2 separate regions of the Homo sapiens genome follow, and region 1 is linked to region 2. The links are chromatin loops, found by intact Hi-C in ENCODE. Cell type or tissue: IMR-90. All regions are shown on one strand. Links, peaks and the distances in the headings refer to the core of each region. The heading gives the core; the rest is flanking DNA. Region 1 overlaps SHANK1 (SH3 and multiple ankyrin repeat domains 1). Region 2 holds the start of PPIAP59 (peptidylprolyl isomerase A pseudogene 59).

Region 1 (8,325 bases), core at 32-8,031, 250 kb after region 2:
GCACTTCTGGTCTCAAAGATGGAGAAGGGAGACACATGGGGTGACCTGGCAGAAGCTGGGGAGTCAGGGCCCCGAAGTGCCTGACCTTGGCTGATTCTCCCTGTTACTCATCTAACACTTGCTTGTAGAACAGCAGGCCCTATGCGGGGACCGGGGACTCAGTAGGAAAGGAGACTGATAAAGTCACTACCCTACCCTCAGGCAGGTTTCATAATGACTTCCATGAACCTTAGGCACTTTTGCCCTTCTGCATTAAAAAAAAAAAAAATAGGCCAACACGGTGGCTCATGCCTGTAATCTGAGAACTTTTGGGGAGGCCAAAGTGGGAGGATCGCTGGAGCCCAGGAATTTGAGATGAGCCTGGGCAACATAGCAAGAACTCGCCTCTGCAAAAAAATTTAAAAATTAACTGGATGTGATTGTGCCTGCCTATAGTCCCAGCTACTCAGAAGGTTGGGGTTGGGATCGCTTGGGCCCGGGAGGCCAAGGCTGCAGTGAGCCGTGTTAACGCCACTGCACTCCAGCCCTGTCTCAAAAAAAAAAAAAAAAGTTTAAATTTTATGACTTTGTTGCTGCAAAGACCGATATTATCCAGGGTACAATTTTCTCTTTTCTTTTTTTCTTTCACTTCTACTTTGAAAAGAAATGAAAACACTTCCCCTAAAAGCATCATGGGCCCTAGACACTGTAGGTGCGATGCCTGGGATACATCAGCCCCGCCTTCAGGGAGTTTCTAGGCTAGTGGAGGAAACAGACAGCAAGTAAACAAGATGGTTTCTGGGGAAGAGAGATGCTGTGAAGAAAATGGGACAGAGGGAAGTGCAGTCTGGGTAGGGGGCCGGGGAAGGTCTCGCCGAGGAGAACTTCGCGCTGAAAAGGAACTGTGACAATAAGAGGGAAAGCTGTTGCCGAGAGAACCAGGGCTCGCAGGTGTTCTCCAATGAGGGTAGACCTGGGGCTGACAGAGGAGAAGGAAGAGGTGGGGGTGGAGGTGGACCAAGGGAGCAAGTGGGAAATGGGGGCAGGGCTGGGTCCCGCCTGCAGGACCTGTCTTCGTGTGGGCTTCCCTAGAACGGGAGCCGGAGGTGGGGATTCCTGTACCAAGGGTTTGCTACGGGGGAACCTTCAGGGAGTGTGGGAGACTGGCTGGGGTTGTGGAAGGAAGTCAAGCAGACACGGTTCACGCTGGAGTGGGAACCCATGGGGTCAGGCTGGGCACCCCGGCTTTAGTGCTGCCTCGGGCCTCCGTATCCGTCCATCGTGGGCTGTGGGCTGCTCCAGGAAGCAGGGACACATAACGGACTGGGCGAGTCCAGGACTCTGAAGGAGGGTGATTCTTAAGGGCTGCAGGCAGGTGACCCTCCCAGCAGTGGGTGAGGGATGGGATGCTGCATCCAGGGGGAGGGCAGCTGCAGGGGCACCAGCAGTGCCTGCCATAGAGGGTCTTGTAGACCAGAGTTGGGAGTTTGGTCCCCTCTGATCTCCTCCTAACTGACATGGGATTTCAAGCAGGGGCAATAGCATGCTTTTTGAAAGATGCCTCTGACTCTTGTGTGGAAAACAGACTGGAACAGGGTGGGGGATCAAGGATGGCAGCAGGGAGATGAGGGAAGAGGCTGCTCCATCCCGGAGAACACTGGTGGGGACCTGGATGTGGGCAGTGGCTGGAGGAAGGAAGCAGATCAAGAGTCGATGGAAAATCTGCTTTCTTCTCCTTTCTTTCTCCTTCCTGCCCAGACTTGAGGCTTTTCATTCCCGCAGAATTCCCTTTCGCCTTCTTTTCTTTTTTTTTTTTTTTTTTTTTTTTTGAGACAGAGTCTGGCTCTGTCGCCCAGGCTGGAGTGCAGTGGTGTGATCTTGGCTCACTGTAGCCTCCACCTCTCCACCTCATGGGTTCAAGTGATTCTCAAGCCTCAGCCTCCCGAGTAGCTGGGATTACAGGCGCCTGCCACCATGCCTGGCTAATTTTTGTATTTTTAGTAGAGAGACGAGGTTTTGCCATGTTGGCCAGGCTGGTCTTGAACTCCTGACCTCAGGTGATCCTCCTGCCTCAGCCTCCCAAAGTGCTGGGATTACAGGCGTGAGCCACGTTGCCCGGCCTCCTTCCACCGTCTTCACACTGCTCTCCCTTACGGCAGGGGCTTAGGGAAGGAATGGGGGCAGCCGTATAGTGAAGCCACAAGCCTTTCTGCGCTGACTGATCTCTCTCTATCTTTTCTCTCTCTCCCCCTCTGACTGCCGCTCCAAAGTCGAGCTTCGATCCCCACCACCGTGCCCAGCCAAGTTACGAGCGTCCTTCTTTCCTGCCTCCAGGACCTGGGTTGATGCTCCGGCAAAAATCTATCGGTATGCCACCCAGAAGAAGAGATGTGGGGGCTGGGGGAGGCCAGGAACGTGACAGTTCAGGAAAAGCAAGCAGACTTGGAAATGTTCTGTGCTCCCAGAGAGACCATAGTTTCATCAAATTGGGTTAAGAGTTCAGGCTTTGGAAATGGGTGAACTTGGCCATGAATCCTGGCTCCCCTCCTTCCCAGCTGTGTGAACTGGGGCAGGTGGCTTGACTTCTCTGGGCCTCTGGCTCTACATCTGGAGAATGGGGATGCAGTGAGCTAAAGCCCCCGCTACAGCTTTCTGGTTGTTTCTCTTATACCCGATTCCATCCATTCATTCATTTTACAAGTGTTTACCAAGCGCTCCCCACATGCCAGGAATTGTTCTAGAATGGGGATACGTCAGCGAATAAAACAGACTAAAGGTTCCTGCCCTCATGGGCTTGCCTTATAGCAGGGGAAGACAGATAATGGATTATAAGGAAAATAAGCAAGAAAATTATCTAGTATGTTAGCAGTTGTACGTGCTATGGAAAACAAAAAAAAGAGTGGGCCGGGCGCAGCGGCTCACGCCTGTAATCCCAGCACTTTGGGAGGCCGAGGCAGGCAGATCACAAGGTCAGGAGATCGAGACCATCCTGGTTAACATGGTAAAATCCCATCTCTACTAAAAATACAAAAAATTAGCCGGGTGTGGTGGCGGGCACCTGTAGTCCCAGCTACTCAGGAGGCTGAGGCAGGAGAATGGCGTGAACCCGGAAGGCAGAGCTTGCAGTGAGCCGAGAACGTGCCACTGCACTCCAGCCTGGGCGACAGAGCAACCCTCTGTCTCAAAAAAAAAAAAAAAAAAAAAGAGTGAAAAAAAATAATGGAGTAAGGTAAGAGAGATAGGGAGTGCTGGGTAGGGGGCAGGGTGCAGGTTTGAGCTAAAACCTATAGATGGGCCAGGCACAGTGGCTCACACGTGTAATCCCAGCACTTTGGGAGGCCGAGGCAGGCGGATCACAAGGTCAGGAGTTCAAGACCAGCCTGACCAACATGATGAAACCCCATTTCTACTAAAAATACAAAAATTAGCCAAGCGTGGTGGCATGTGCCTGTAATCCCAGCTACTCAGGAGGCTGAGGCAGGAGAATAGCTTGAACCCGAGAGGCAGAGGTTGCAGTGAGCAAAGATCGCACCATTGCACTCCAGCCTGGGCGACAGAGCGAGACTCTGTCTCAAAAAAAAAGAAAAGAAAAAAAAACACCTAGAGATGAAGTGGGGAATCGTGAGGCTCCCTGGGGTTGAGGCATTCCAGGCAGAGCGAACTACCTCTGCAAAGGTCCTGAGGTCGGGCTGAGTCTGGTGCGTTTACAGAACAGGGAGGAGGCCTGTGTAGCAGGGGCCAAGTGAGCACTGGACATGAGGGCAGTGGGGGGACAGGGTCCCGATCCTGCAGGGTCTGGGGAGTCATGGTGAGGACTTGAACCTTTGCCCTGAGTGAGGTGAGTGAATGGCAGGGCTCTAAGCAGAGGAGGGACATGAGCTGACTTCGGTTTTAACAGAAACCCTCTGGCTGCTGTGAAGGGACTAGATTGAAGGGGATGAGCTGGGAAGCCGGGGGACCAAAGAGGAGGTGACAGCTATTGCTATCCAGATAGGAAATGATAGTGGCTGGCCCAGGGTGTTGACTCTGGAGGGGTGAGAAGGGATTGGATTCCGGATATGTTTTGAAACAACAGGATTTGCTGGTGGATTGGATGTGGGTGACTTGAGGAAGAAAGCTAAGAGTGGCTGCAAGGTTTTCAGTCTTAGCACCTGAAAGGACAGAGCTGCTGTTTGCTGCGGTGGTGGGGAGGGACCGTGGGCTGGGAGGAGTCTGTTGGTGAGGAGATCAGGAGCTTGGGTTGGAGCGTTTGGAGTCTGAGATGCCCGTGAGACAGCCAGCTGGGTGTGGGTATTTGAATATAGGGGCCCAGAGCTCAGGGCGGAGGATGGGGCCCCAGGCATAAACGTGGGCGTCGACAGCAGAAAGGCAGTGAATGAAGCTGGTCACTAGTTGAGAGGGAGTAGTCAGAGGTGAGAAGAGGTTCAAAGACCGAGCCTTGGCAGTGAAGTAAGCAAAGACTTAACTCCTGCACGCCTCCTGGAGTTGTTTTTCCCTGATTGGATTCAGCTTTCCCCAACTCCTGGCGTTCAAAGTCCACCAGTGTGAGTCTTACACTCCCACTGAGTGTGGGGTCCACCTGGCTCGCATCGTTTACCTGATTTTTTTTTTTATAGATCCAATCCCTTTTAAACTTTAGCCTCATCATAAGTGGTTCTCTCTGTAGAATCACAGCTTTGATGTGCTGGTTGCATTTCTTTCCCGCATATACGTGAAAAGAAACACGCATCTATGCATAAACACGAGGGGACTATCCCTTCCCAGCTCCAGCCACTTTTGCTGGCCCCAAACCGTTCACTGAGCCTTTGAACGGAATTAGAAAATGGCGCCCCCTCCTGGCGTGGGGAGGAAGTTCTGCTGAATTTCAGTTTCCTCACCTTCCTTGCGGTTTGCAGTTGTGCAGTGCACAACCTGTACCTCTGTATGAAGCAGATTTGGGTTTACCTCAAATAGGGAAGAGCTGGGCGAGTCCACGTGAAGTTCCTGGCATATACGGGGTGCCATTCTTGTCATTAGTATTGTTGCGGTTCTATGGGATAGTGGAGCAGGGAGACCCTCCCCGCCAGGGTCCCCCTCCTTGAGCCTCTGTATCTCCCCAGGTGCGGCAGAAGATGACAGACCTTACCTAGCACCCCCAGCCATGAAATTCAGCCGCAGCCTGTCTGTGCCTGGTTCGGAGGACATTCCCCCGCCACCCACCACGTCCCCACCGGAGCCTCCCTACAGCACACCTCCAGTCCCCTCCTCCTCAGGGCGCCTCACCCCCTCCCCTCGGGGAGGGCCCTTCAACCCTGGCTCTGGTGGCCCCCTCCCCGCCTCCTCCCCTGCATCCTTTGACGGGCCCTCCCCTCCCGACACTCGCGTGGGGAGCCGCGAGAAGAGCCTGTACCACAGTGGGCCCCTGCCCCCGGCCCACCACCACCCGCCCCACCACCACCACCACCACGCCCCGCCCCCTCAGCCCCACCACCACCACGCCCACCCCCCTCATCCTCCCGAGATGGAGACAGGCGGCTCTCCCGACGACCCTCCACCCCGCCTGGCTCTGGGGCCCCAGCCCAGCCTGCGAGGCTGGAGGGGCGGCGGGCCCAGCCCGACCCCGGGGGCCCCGTCCCCATCGCACCACGGCAGCGCGGGCGGGGGCGGCGGCTCCTCCCAGGGCCCGGCTCTACGCTATTTCCAGCTGCCCCCGCGGGCGGCCAGCGCAGCCATGTACGTGCCCGCCCGCTCGGGCCGCGGCCGCAAGGGCCCGCTGGTCAAGCAGACCAAGGTGGAAGGCGAGCCCCAGAAGGGCGGCGGCCTCCCGCCCGCGCCGTCGCCCACGTCCCCGGCCTCCCCGCAGCCGCCGCCCGCCGTGGCCGCGCCCTCGGAGAAGAACTCCATCCCCATCCCCACCATCATCATCAAGGCCCCGTCCACCAGTAGCAGCGGCCGCAGCAGCCAGGGCAGCAGCACCGAGGCGGAGCCCCCCACCCAGCCGGAGCCCACGGGAGGCGGCGGCGGCGGCGGCTCCTCGCCCAGCCCCGCCCCGGCCATGTCACCCGTGCCCCCGTCCCCCTCGCCCGTGCCCACCCCCGCCTCGCCCAGCGGCCCGGCCACGCTGGACTTCACGAGCCAGTTCGGGGCCGCCCTGGTGGGGGCGGCCCGGAGGGAGGGGGGCTGGCAGAATGAGGCGCGCCGGCGCTCCACGCTGTTCCTGTCCACCGACGCGGGGGACGAGGACGGCGGGGACGGCGGGCTGGGCACAGGGGCGGCCCCGGGCCCGCGGCTGCGCCACTCCAAATCCATCGACGAGGGCATGTTCTCCGCCGAGCCCTACCTCCGACTGGAGTCTGCGGGCAGCGGCGCGGGCTACGGCGGCTACGGGGCCGGTAGCCGAGCCTACGGGGGTGGCGGGGGCAGCAGCGCCTTCACCAGCTTCCTGCCCCCGCGACCCCTGGTGCACCCGCTGACCGGCAAGGCCCTGGATCCCGCCTCCCCGCTGGGGCTGGCCCTGGCCGCCCGCGAGCGAGCGCTGAAGGAGTCCTCGGAGGGCGGCGGGGCCCCCCAGCCGCCTCCCAGGCCCCCATCGCCCCGCTACGAGGCCCCGCCGCCCACCCCGCACCACCACTCGCCCCACGCCCACCACGAGCCAGTGCTGCGTCTCTGGGGGGCCTCCCCGCCGGACCCTGCGCGCCGGGAGCTGGGGTACAGGGCCGGGCTGGGCAGCCAGGAGAAGTCCCTTCCCGCCAGCCCGCCCGCCGCCCGGCGTTCCCTGCTACACCGCCTGCCGCCCACCGCTCCCGGGGTGGGGCCCCTCCTGCTGCAGCTGGGGACGGAGCCCCCGGCCCCGCACCCCGGAGTAAGCAAGCCCTGGAGGTCCGCAGCCCCCGAAGAACCCGAGCGGCTGCCGCTGCACGTGCGGTTCCTTGAAAACTGCCAGCCCCGGGCCCCTGTGACGAGCGGAAGGGGTCCCCCCTCGGAGGACGGGCCGGGGGTCCCGCCGCCCAGCCCACGCCGGTCCGTGCCCCCCTCCCCGACCTCCCCGAGGGCCAGCGAAGAGAACGGGCTGCCCCTGCTGGTCCTGCCGCCTCCCGCCCCCTCGGTGGATGTGGAAGATGGCGAATTCCTTTTCGTGGAACCGCTGCCTCCGCCTCTGGAATTCTCCAACAGCTTCGAAAAGCCAGAGTCGCCCCTCACGCCTGGGCCTCCCCACCCGCTGCCCGACACACCTGCCCCTGCCACCCCGTTACCCCCTGTGCCACCCCCGGCTGTGGCCGCAGCCCCTCCCACCCTGGACTCCACCGCATCCAGCCTGACATCCTATGACAGCGAGGTGGCCACCCTGACCCAGGGGGCCTCCGCCGCTCCTGGGGACCCCCATCCACCAGGCCCGCCTGCCCCAGCAGCACCGGCTCCCGCTGCCCCACAGCCTGGCCCGGACCCTCCGCCTGGCACGGATTCTGGCATCGAGGAGGTGGACAGTCGGAGCAGCAGTGACCACCCACTGGAGACCATCAGCAGCGCCTCCACGCTGAGCAGCCTATCTGCCGAAGGTGGTGGCAGCGCAGGGGGTGGGGGCGGGGCTGGGGCCGGTGTGGCCAGTGGGCCGGAGCTTCTGGACACCTATGTGGCCTACCTGGACGGCCAGGCCTTTGGGGGCAGCAGTACTCCCGGCCCGCCATACCCTCCTCAGCTCATGACTCCCTCTAAGCTCCGGGGCCGGGCGCTAGGAGCCAGCGGAGGCCTGCGGCCTGGCCCCAGCGGGGGACTCCGAGACCCTGTTACCCCCACCAGCCCCACCGTCTCGGTGACAGGGGCTGGAACCGATGGGCTGCTGGCCCTGCGTGCTTGTTCAGGACCCCCCACGGCAGGCGTGGCGGGGGGTCCGGTGGCTGTAGAGCCAGAAGTCCCACCGGTGCCCTTGCCGACGGCCTCCTCTCTGCCCCGGAAGCTGCTGCCCTGGGAGGAGGGCCCGGGCCCACCGCCACCACCTCTGCCCGGGCCCTTGGCCCAGCCTCAGGCCTCAGCCTTGGCCACAGTAAAAGCCAGCATCATCAGTGAACTCAGCTCCAAGCTTCAGCAGTTTGGGGGCTCCTCGGCAGCTGGCGGCGCTCTGCCCTGGGCCCGAGGAGGCAGTGGGGGAGGCGGAGACAGCCACCACGGGGGAGCCAGCTATGTCCCCGAGAGGACCTCCTCCCTGCAGCGGCAGAGGTAAGCGGGGGCTGGTGGCCAACAAGGGAGGCCAGAGGTGTTGATGGCATGGCTGTGTCCCTTTAGGGTCTCAGGGTGGCAGAAAGGAAACAGAAACCAGGTTGGCAGGAGTTTGCTGTCACAGAAGCATGCTTTCACAAATATTTTCTTTTT
Region 2 (8,325 bases), core at 316-8,315:
GCAGACATACAAAGGGCCATAAAGCACACGAAACAATGCTCAACTTCTTTCGTCATGAGAGGAAATCCAATTCAAGCCACAATTAGACGCTACCACCCACCCATCAGATCGGTTTTAAAAAATTAAAATAGGCTTTGCAGACACTGCCGCTGCGAGTCCTGTACTATCAGCCACGGTCAACCCCACCGTGTTCTTTGACATCGCCGTTGATGGAGAGCCCTTAGGCCACGTGTCCTTCGAGCTGTTTGCAGATAAGTTTCCAAAGTCAGCAGAAAAGGTTCATGCTCTGAGCACTGGAGAGAAAGGATTTGGTTATAAGGGTTCCTGCTTTCACAGAATTATTCCAGGGTTTATGTGTCAGGGTGGTGACTTCACACGCCATAAAGACACCGGTGGCAAGTCCCTCTACAGGGAGAAATTTGATGATGAGAACTTCATCCTAAAGCATACAGGGCCTGGCATCTTGTCCATGGCAAATGCTGGACCCAATACAAATTGTTCCCAGTGTTTCATCTGCACTGCCAAGACTGAGGGGTTGGATGGCAAGCACGTGGTCTTTGGCACGGTGAAAGAAGGCATGAAGATTGTGGAGGCCATGGAGTACTTTGGGCCCAGGAATGGCAAGACCAGCAAGGAGATCACCATTGCTGACTGTGAACAACTCTAAGTTTGACTTGTATTTTATCTTAACGACCAGACCATTCCTTCTGTAGCTTGGGAGAGAACCCCTTCACCCCACTTGCTTGCAGTATCCTAGAATCTTTGTGCTCTCACTGCAGTTCCCTTTGGGTTCCATGTTTTCCTTGTTCCCTTCCATGCCTAGCTGGATTGCAGAGTTAAGTTTATGATTATGAAATAAAAACTAAATAACAAAAAACTACAATAAATTCAATAAAAATAAATAAGATGAAAACGCCAAGATGTTGCACACTTCGTGGGGCACCTCGAACTCTCATACCTGGTTGAAGGGAGTGTCAAATGGTTCAACCGCTTCGGGAAAAAGTCTAGCAGTTTCTGATAATAAAAACCCCAGCCTGGGCCAGGTGCAGTGGCTCACGCCTGTAATCCCAGCACTTTGGGAGGCCAAGGTGGGCAGATCACTTGAGGCCAGGAGTTCGAGACCAGCCTGGCCAACATGGTGAAACCCTGTCTCTAACAAAAATGCAAAAATTAGCCAGGTATGGTGGTGGGAGACTGTAATTCCAGCTACTGGGGAGGCTGAGGCAGAACAATCACTTGAACCCCGGAGGTGAAGGTTGCAGTGAGCCGAGATCACAAAACTGCACTCCAGCCTGAGCGAAGGAGCAAGACTCTGTCTCAAAAAACAAAAATGAAAAAACACCCCATGATCTCACCAACCAGAGGAAACCAATGTTGACATTTGTGTGCGTGCGCGCGTGCGTGTGTGTGTATGTGTGTGCTGGACAGAGACAGGATAGCAGAGCAGCTAGGCACACAGTCTTCCGAGCCAAAATACAAGAATAATAGTACAAATGCAAGAATAATAGTACAACTTCACGGGGTTGTTTCAAGGATAATGGATTACTCAGCAAAGCTTTGGATTTGGATTTGGGTTTCAAGAAAAACTGTCGAGAAACCACTCTACCAAAACACCCCTGCAAGGCAGTAGACCAAGATGAGTGAAATTGTTCATCTTCACAATTAGGAGCTTGTCCTGAGTTTTTGTAGCTTTTTGAAACAGTGCACCTTAAGAAATAAGCCAGGTCTGCATCATCTATCTCCACTGATAACAATGAAGGGAGTCATCACTAGTTCTCACACTTAGTCACTGTTGTATAACTTACGCAACTGACTCAATGATGTTTCACAAAGTTTGTGACCAACTCAAAGGTGGTCTTTTGTTTTGTTTTGTTTTGCTTTTGTAGATAAAGTTTTATTGGAACACAGCCATGCTTATTCATGTATGTATTGAGTATGAGTTGTTCGATGAAGCAGAGTTGACTGGTTGATAACAGAAACCATATAGTCCACAGAACTTAAAATATCTTTAAAATTGCAATTTAAAAATATTTCCCTTATTTTATTTTATTTTTTATTTTATTTTATTTTATTTTTTGAGATGGAGCCTTGCTCTGTTGCCCAGGCTGGAGTACAGTGGCATGATCTCGGCTCACTGCAAACTCCACCTCCCGGGTTCAAGCGATTCTCCTGCCTCAGCCTCCTGAGTAGCTGGGATGACAGGTGTGCGCCACCACGCCCGGCTAATTTTTGTATTTTTAGTAGAGACGGGGTTTCACCATGTTGGCCAGGCTGGTCTCGAACTCCTGACCTCAGATGATCTGCCCACCTCGGCCTCCCAAAGTGCTGGGATTACAGGCATGAGCCACCACGCCCAGCCTGAAAATTTCTTTATGGTGATGAAGTAGTTCTGTATCCCAACTGTGGTGATGGTTACCTTTATCTATAGAGCTATAAGAACTAGATACATGAAAAGAGAGACAGAGAGAAACAGAGACAAACAGATGGTGGGGATGGGGTGGAGAGAGAGACAGAGAGAGAGATGTAAAAAATGATGAAATCCAAATAAGGTCTCTATGTGAGTTAACAGCATGGTATCAACGATGTTTTCCTAGTTTTGACAGTGTACTATCCTTATAAAAAATGTTACCATTGGGAGAATCTGGATGAAGGGTACATGGGCATTATTGCACTAGTTTGCAATTTTTGTGAGTTTTGAACTGTTTCAAAATAAAATGTCATAATAAAAATGTGTCTGGCATATCGGAAGTGCTCAGTAAAAAATATTGTCGTCCTCCTAGATCTCTCTGATTGCATTTTCCCTTCGACTTTATTTGCTGTATTGCCAGTGTCTATTTTCTGGCCAGCTCTAATCATTGCAGAATGAGCAATGAGATCCCTTTAGGAAAAAAAAAAAAGTTCCTCCCACTGAGTTCTCGCAGGCTGAAAGACTCTCTAGCAGAAAGCTTGACAGCCATATGTGTAATTATGAATCATCTGTAATTTTCACACCAGCTATTGTTTTATAACTTGTGTAATTATCCAAACAGTGTTTCACAAACCTTGACACTAACCAGGCATTACAGGTCTTCAATTCTGATAACAAGAAAGAGAATTCACCAAGTGGTCTAAGCTCCGGGAGACACGTTTCTTGGTGCGAAACCCAGCCTGGTGGCTAAAGGCAAGAGAAAAAAAAATAAAAACACATCTTTGTATGCATCTGTCCCTGTGCCACAAAATCCTGGAAGATGATCCAAAAAAACATATTCTAGTTTTTGTGTTTTGAAGAGGGATGAAGACAGGACAGGTTGGGGAACAAAGTTAGGTGGAGGTTTATCACTCTGTATTTTTTATAAACATATTTTTTTACCATGTAAAAATATTTTCTTCTTTTTTTTTTTTTTTCTGAGATGGAGTCTCACTTTGTCACCCAGGCTGGAGTCCAGTGGCGCGATCTCAGCTCACTGCAACCTCCGCCTCGTAGGTTCAAGCGATTCTCCTGCCTCAGCCTCCCAAGTAGCTGGGATTACAGGCACGCATCACTATGTCTAGCTAACTTTTGCATTTTTAGTAGAGACAGGGTTTCGCCATGTTGGCCAGGCTGGTTTTGAACTCCTGGCCTCAAGTGATCCACCCACCTTGGCCTCCCAAAATGCTGGGATTACAGGCATGAGCCATAGTGCCTGGCCGAAAATATTTTCTATTCAAAAAATTAAATAGAAATGATGTTACACACACACACTTGTGCCAGAGTCCCTGTGTCCAAACCTGGCTGCTCCTTACTGTGTGACCTTGGAAAATGACTTAAAAAATTTTTTTAATAGAGAAAGGGTCTCACTATATTGCCCAGGCTGGCCTCGAACTCCTGGACTAAAGCAATCCTCCCTCCTCGCCTCCCAGGATTAAAGGTGGGATTAAAGGTGTGAACCATGGCACCTTGACTTAGAAAATAACTTTAATCTCCCTTTGCCTCAGTTTCTTCCTATTTATAGTGGCGATAGAAACAGTAGCAACTTCCTAGGGTGGCTGGGAATATAAACAAGTTCATTCCTGCAAATCCCTTAAGACTATGGTACAGCACACACACTTAGCATGTGTTACCAATTAGCGGCAGTGTTCTCCCACTTCAGTAAGTGTGGAACCAAACAAAGATTTGCTTTCTTCTCACCTTTCCCCAATCTAACAAATCTAGCCAGTGAGAATTTTGCGGAGAAAAGCTGATTTCCTTTTCAAATGGGGAAAGAAATCAATTCAGAAATTGATTGTTTGCAGACAACAGAGTGGCAGGTGAGAGCGCTGGGGATCTGCACTTTTTTTTTTTTTTTTTTTTTTTGAGATGGAGTTTTACTCTTGTTGCCCAGGCTGGAGTGCAGTGGCACCATCTCAGCTCACCGCAACCTCTGCCTCCCGGGTTCAAGCAATTCTCCTGCCTCAGCCTCCGGAGTAGCTGGGATTACAGGCATGCAGCACGACGCCTGGATAATTTTGTATTTTTAGTAGAGACAGGGTTTCTCCATGTTGGTCAGGCTGGTCTCAAACTCCCAACCTCAGGTGATCCGCCCACCTCTGCCTCCCAAAGTGCTGGGATTACAGGTATGAGCCACCATGCCCGGCCCTGCACCATTTTTTTTTTAAGACAGGCTTATGATTTTATCCTATAATATTAAGTACAACAACTCAAGTTAAAGAATCTGCTGGGTGCAGTGACTCACCTGTAATCCCAGCACTTGGGAGGCCGAGGTGGGAGGACGGTTTGAGGCCTGGAGTTGAAGACCAGCCTGGGCAACGTAGTGAGACCCTGTCTCTATTTTTAAAAAATGACTATAGCCACTCAATTATGTGAGAAGTTAATTATTATTATTATCTGCATGGTTGTTATTTGACTATATGGGTGCACAGCGGAGCGGGAGATGGCGAAGGGCAACCAAGGTCACCATGTGACTTCATTGTATTCATAGCAATAATTGGAGATACCATTTGCCGGGCTCTTGTGTGTCCAACGTGTTGTGTGGACGTCCCCATTGAAACTTCACATAAACCCATGCGATGTCGCTATCCTCAGCTGAGGAAAGCCGACCATGAGGCCAGACACTCAGCCCTCGCCTGATGTCACGCTTGAACCCCTCCCTTTACATCTGAGAGACCCAAAGTCAGGACCATGACTTGGTGTCCCCAGGTGGAAAGCTCTGGTGGCGGCCAGCCCTGCTTCCTGCCACCTCTGCTCCCGTTTCTGGATCCTGAGCCGGATGCTGCGGCCCAGGGTGACTGGCGCAAGAGAACCCTGGGCCCACAACCTTTAGTCCTCCCCGAGTATGTCTCTCCGGCTCCACTAGGTGGCAGTATTGCACAGTTGTAGGCGCACTTGCTCCGAGCTTGGGGAGTGCCCAGCCCAGCGCTCTCACCTGCCCGCTGTTTTCTGCAAACAACCCGGGAGCTTCTCTGTGACTCTTTGTTTAAATCTATAAAGTGAGGGTGATAATAGTTCCCACCTCATGGAGATTAAATGAGTTCACATTTACAAAGAGCCTAGAATAATGCCTGGCACAAGATAAAGTACGTTACAAGAGTAGCTATGATGATGATGTTCATGGTCAGGGTGATGGATGACTCCTTTTGTGGTGTTGTTTCGTTATTTGTGACTTTCTTTCCCTCTGATCTCTTTATATCCATGTCTCTGTGTGTCCATGCTTTTTTCTCCACCGAGGTCACAAACTCAGCCACCTCCTGGGGCCAGGCAGGAAGTATAAATGAGGGAAGCTGACTGTGTGTGGGCCAAGGAAAACCACAGGGTGCCCCCGGGGTGGCCACTCAGCACCTGCTGATGCTGGATTATGGCCACGTGGGAATGCAGGCGTGATATTGACTGATACCGTGGCCTTTTCAAGAGAAACTTGCAATCTCTTGACCTTTTAATGCTCGTGATCCATTCAAACAAACAAACAAGCAAACAAAAAAGTCCAGACTCTACGAGACAGGCCAGATGTGTCTGCAGCCTGCATGTTGTTCAAGAGCCCTCTGTGGGTGGCCCGGGTAGAGATCCTAAGAAATTGCAATGAATTTCACTCCATAACCAGAGGAGCCAGGAAGCAGTTCATGAAAGTTTCCTTTTATGAAACAGAAACGATAAGGCTTTCTCCTCTCCTTTCAGAAAAAAACCATGGCTTTCCCCTTTAAGAAGGAAATCTGCTTTTAATCAGCAATTTGGCAGCTGAATTTGTCAAGCTAGGAGAATGAAATCCAGACTCAGTTTTGAAATGAGTTCGTGAAAGAAAAATAAATCTTGGGGCCCCCAAAATTACTAAGCTAAAGGGAAAAGTCCAGCTGGGCACTGCTTAGAGCCCACCAGACTCCCATTCTATTCAAACCCACCCTCTACTCACTGAGATAAATGCATATCTGGCCGGGGTGCGGTGGCTCACGCCTGTAATCCCAGCACTTCGGGAGGCTGAGGCGGGCAGATCACAAGATCAGGAGATTGAGACCATCCTGGCTGACATGGTGAAACCCTGTCTCTATTAAAAATACAAAAAAATTAGCTAGGCTTAGTGGCGGGCACCTGTAGTCCCAGCTACTCGGGAGGCTGAGGCAGGAGAATCACTTGAACCTGGGAGGTGGAGGTTGCAGTGAGCCAAGATCACGCCACTGCAATCCAGGCTGGGCAACAGAGCAAGACTCCATCTCAAATAATAATAATAATAATAATAATAATAATAATAATAAATAAATAAATGCACAGCTGATTGCCTTCTTTGGAGAGGCTAATCAGAAACTCAGAAGAATGCAACCGTTTGTCTCTTATCTACCTTTGACCCGGAAGCCCCCTCCCCGCTCGAGTTGTCCCACCTTTCCAGACCAAACCAATGTTCATTTTATATATGTTGATTGATGTCTCATGCCTTCCTAAAATGTACGAAACCAAACTGTGCTCTGCTGACCTTGGGCACACATCGTCAGGACCTCCTGAGGCTGTGTCACGGGCACACGTCATCAACCTTGGCAAAATAAACTTTCTGAAAAATCTGAGACCTGTCTCAGATTTTCAGGATTCACAACTTGTACGGACTGTATTCTCTCGCTCCTTGAGTTCATGGTGAGCTCAAGGTGGAGACAATAAGAATCTTCCAAAGTGTTGCTGAGATGTTTAATCTATTTGGAACTACAAACGAATCCCCTATGCTTGGGTTTGCATCATGTTTTGTTAAATATCATTTCAGATATTTGCAGAATAATATTAACAATGACAATGAAAGCTAACGCTTATGAAGCACTTCCTTTGCGCCTGGCAGAGTTCTAACTGCCTTGTATGTACTAATTCATTTAATCCTTCTAACATTCTATGAGACAACTACTGTAACTATCCCCATTTCACGGATAAGGAATCGAGGCACAGAGAAAGTACGATTTGCCTAAGGTTGCCCGGCTAGTGAATGGCAGAGCAGAGATTTGAACTATGACAAGTGTGTATTCCAGAGTCCGTCTCTTAATCAGTGTAAAACGCAATGCCAATTTCAAAACGGTTTCTGTTACTGTAAATCACTTGTTCATAAGAGCATGAATTTTTCTGTCCTTGGAACATTTGTCCTCAGTGAATGGTTTTGTTTTGCTTTGTTTTGTTTTGTTGAGACAGTCTCGCTCTGTCGCCCAGGCTGGAGTGCAGTGGCACGATCTCGGCTCACTGCAAGCTCTGCCTCCCGGGTTTACGCCATTCTCCTGCCTCAGCCTCCTGAGTAGCTGGGACTACAGGTGCCCACCACCAAGCCTGGCTAATTTTTTGTATTTTTGATAGAGACGGGGTTTCACTGTGTCAGCCAGGCTGGTCTCGATCTCCTGACCTCATGATCTGCCCACTTTGGCCTCCCAAAGTGCTGGGATTACAGGCGTGAGCCACCGCACCAGGCCAGTCCTCAGTGAATGTTTACTGATCAACTACTATGTGCCAGGCATCGTCCCTGGCATTGGGGATACAATGGTGACCCTGACAGGGTCATGTTTTGTTCCTCATGGAGCTTATGGTCTAGCAGAGGCAGGCACAATAAACGAGCAAATCACTGAATATGCCGCGATTTTTGAGTACACAGAATAATACCCCCTCTCCAAAGATGTCCATGTCCCAATCCCCAGACCCCGTGCATATGTGACCTCACGTGGCAGAACAGACTTTGCAGATGGATTAAGTGGATGATCTGGAGATGAGGAGATTATCCTGGATTACCCGAGGGGGCTCCAGGTGATCACAAAGATCACCTTGATCACCCATAAGAGGGAGACAGAAGAGTCAGTCAGAGAAGGAGGGTGAGTACATGAAGCGGAGGTCAGGATGATGCAGGCGACTGTTGGCTTTGAAGA

Evidence for each region. Peaks named below come from ENCODE experiments on the same cell type or tissue, not always from the same donor. Only the 100,000 strongest peaks of a DNase experiment are listed, where the experiment ranks them.
Region 1: it touches region 2 in a loop (27-fold over the local background); 2 of 110 quality-filtered maps call a loop at or near these places.

Annotation. Positions count from the first base shown.
Region 1 is chr19:50,666,039-50,674,363 of GRCh38, reverse strand. It overlaps SHANK1 (SH3 and multiple ankyrin repeat domains 1), which reads left to right. Exons shown (of 24, transcript NM_016148.5): 22 at 2,250-2,346; 23 at 5,079-8,172. Among named protein-coding and RNA genes, the nearest start is that of C19orf81, 21 kb to the right of the region's middle. In IMR-90, for the core only: a CTCF peak has its summit at 4,816 (motif pointing left); no DNase peak of the experiment used is centred there; H3K27me3 peaks cover 4,907 bases.
Region 2 is chr19:50,919,420-50,927,744 of GRCh38, reverse strand. PPIAP59 (peptidylprolyl isomerase A pseudogene 59) reads left to right here and starts at 128. Exons shown (of 1, transcript XM_047439804.1): 1 at 128-878. The coding sequence starts at 128. The coding sequence ends at 667. In IMR-90, for the core only: a CTCF peak has its summit at 5,310 (motif pointing right); a DNase peak (open chromatin) is centred at 5,314.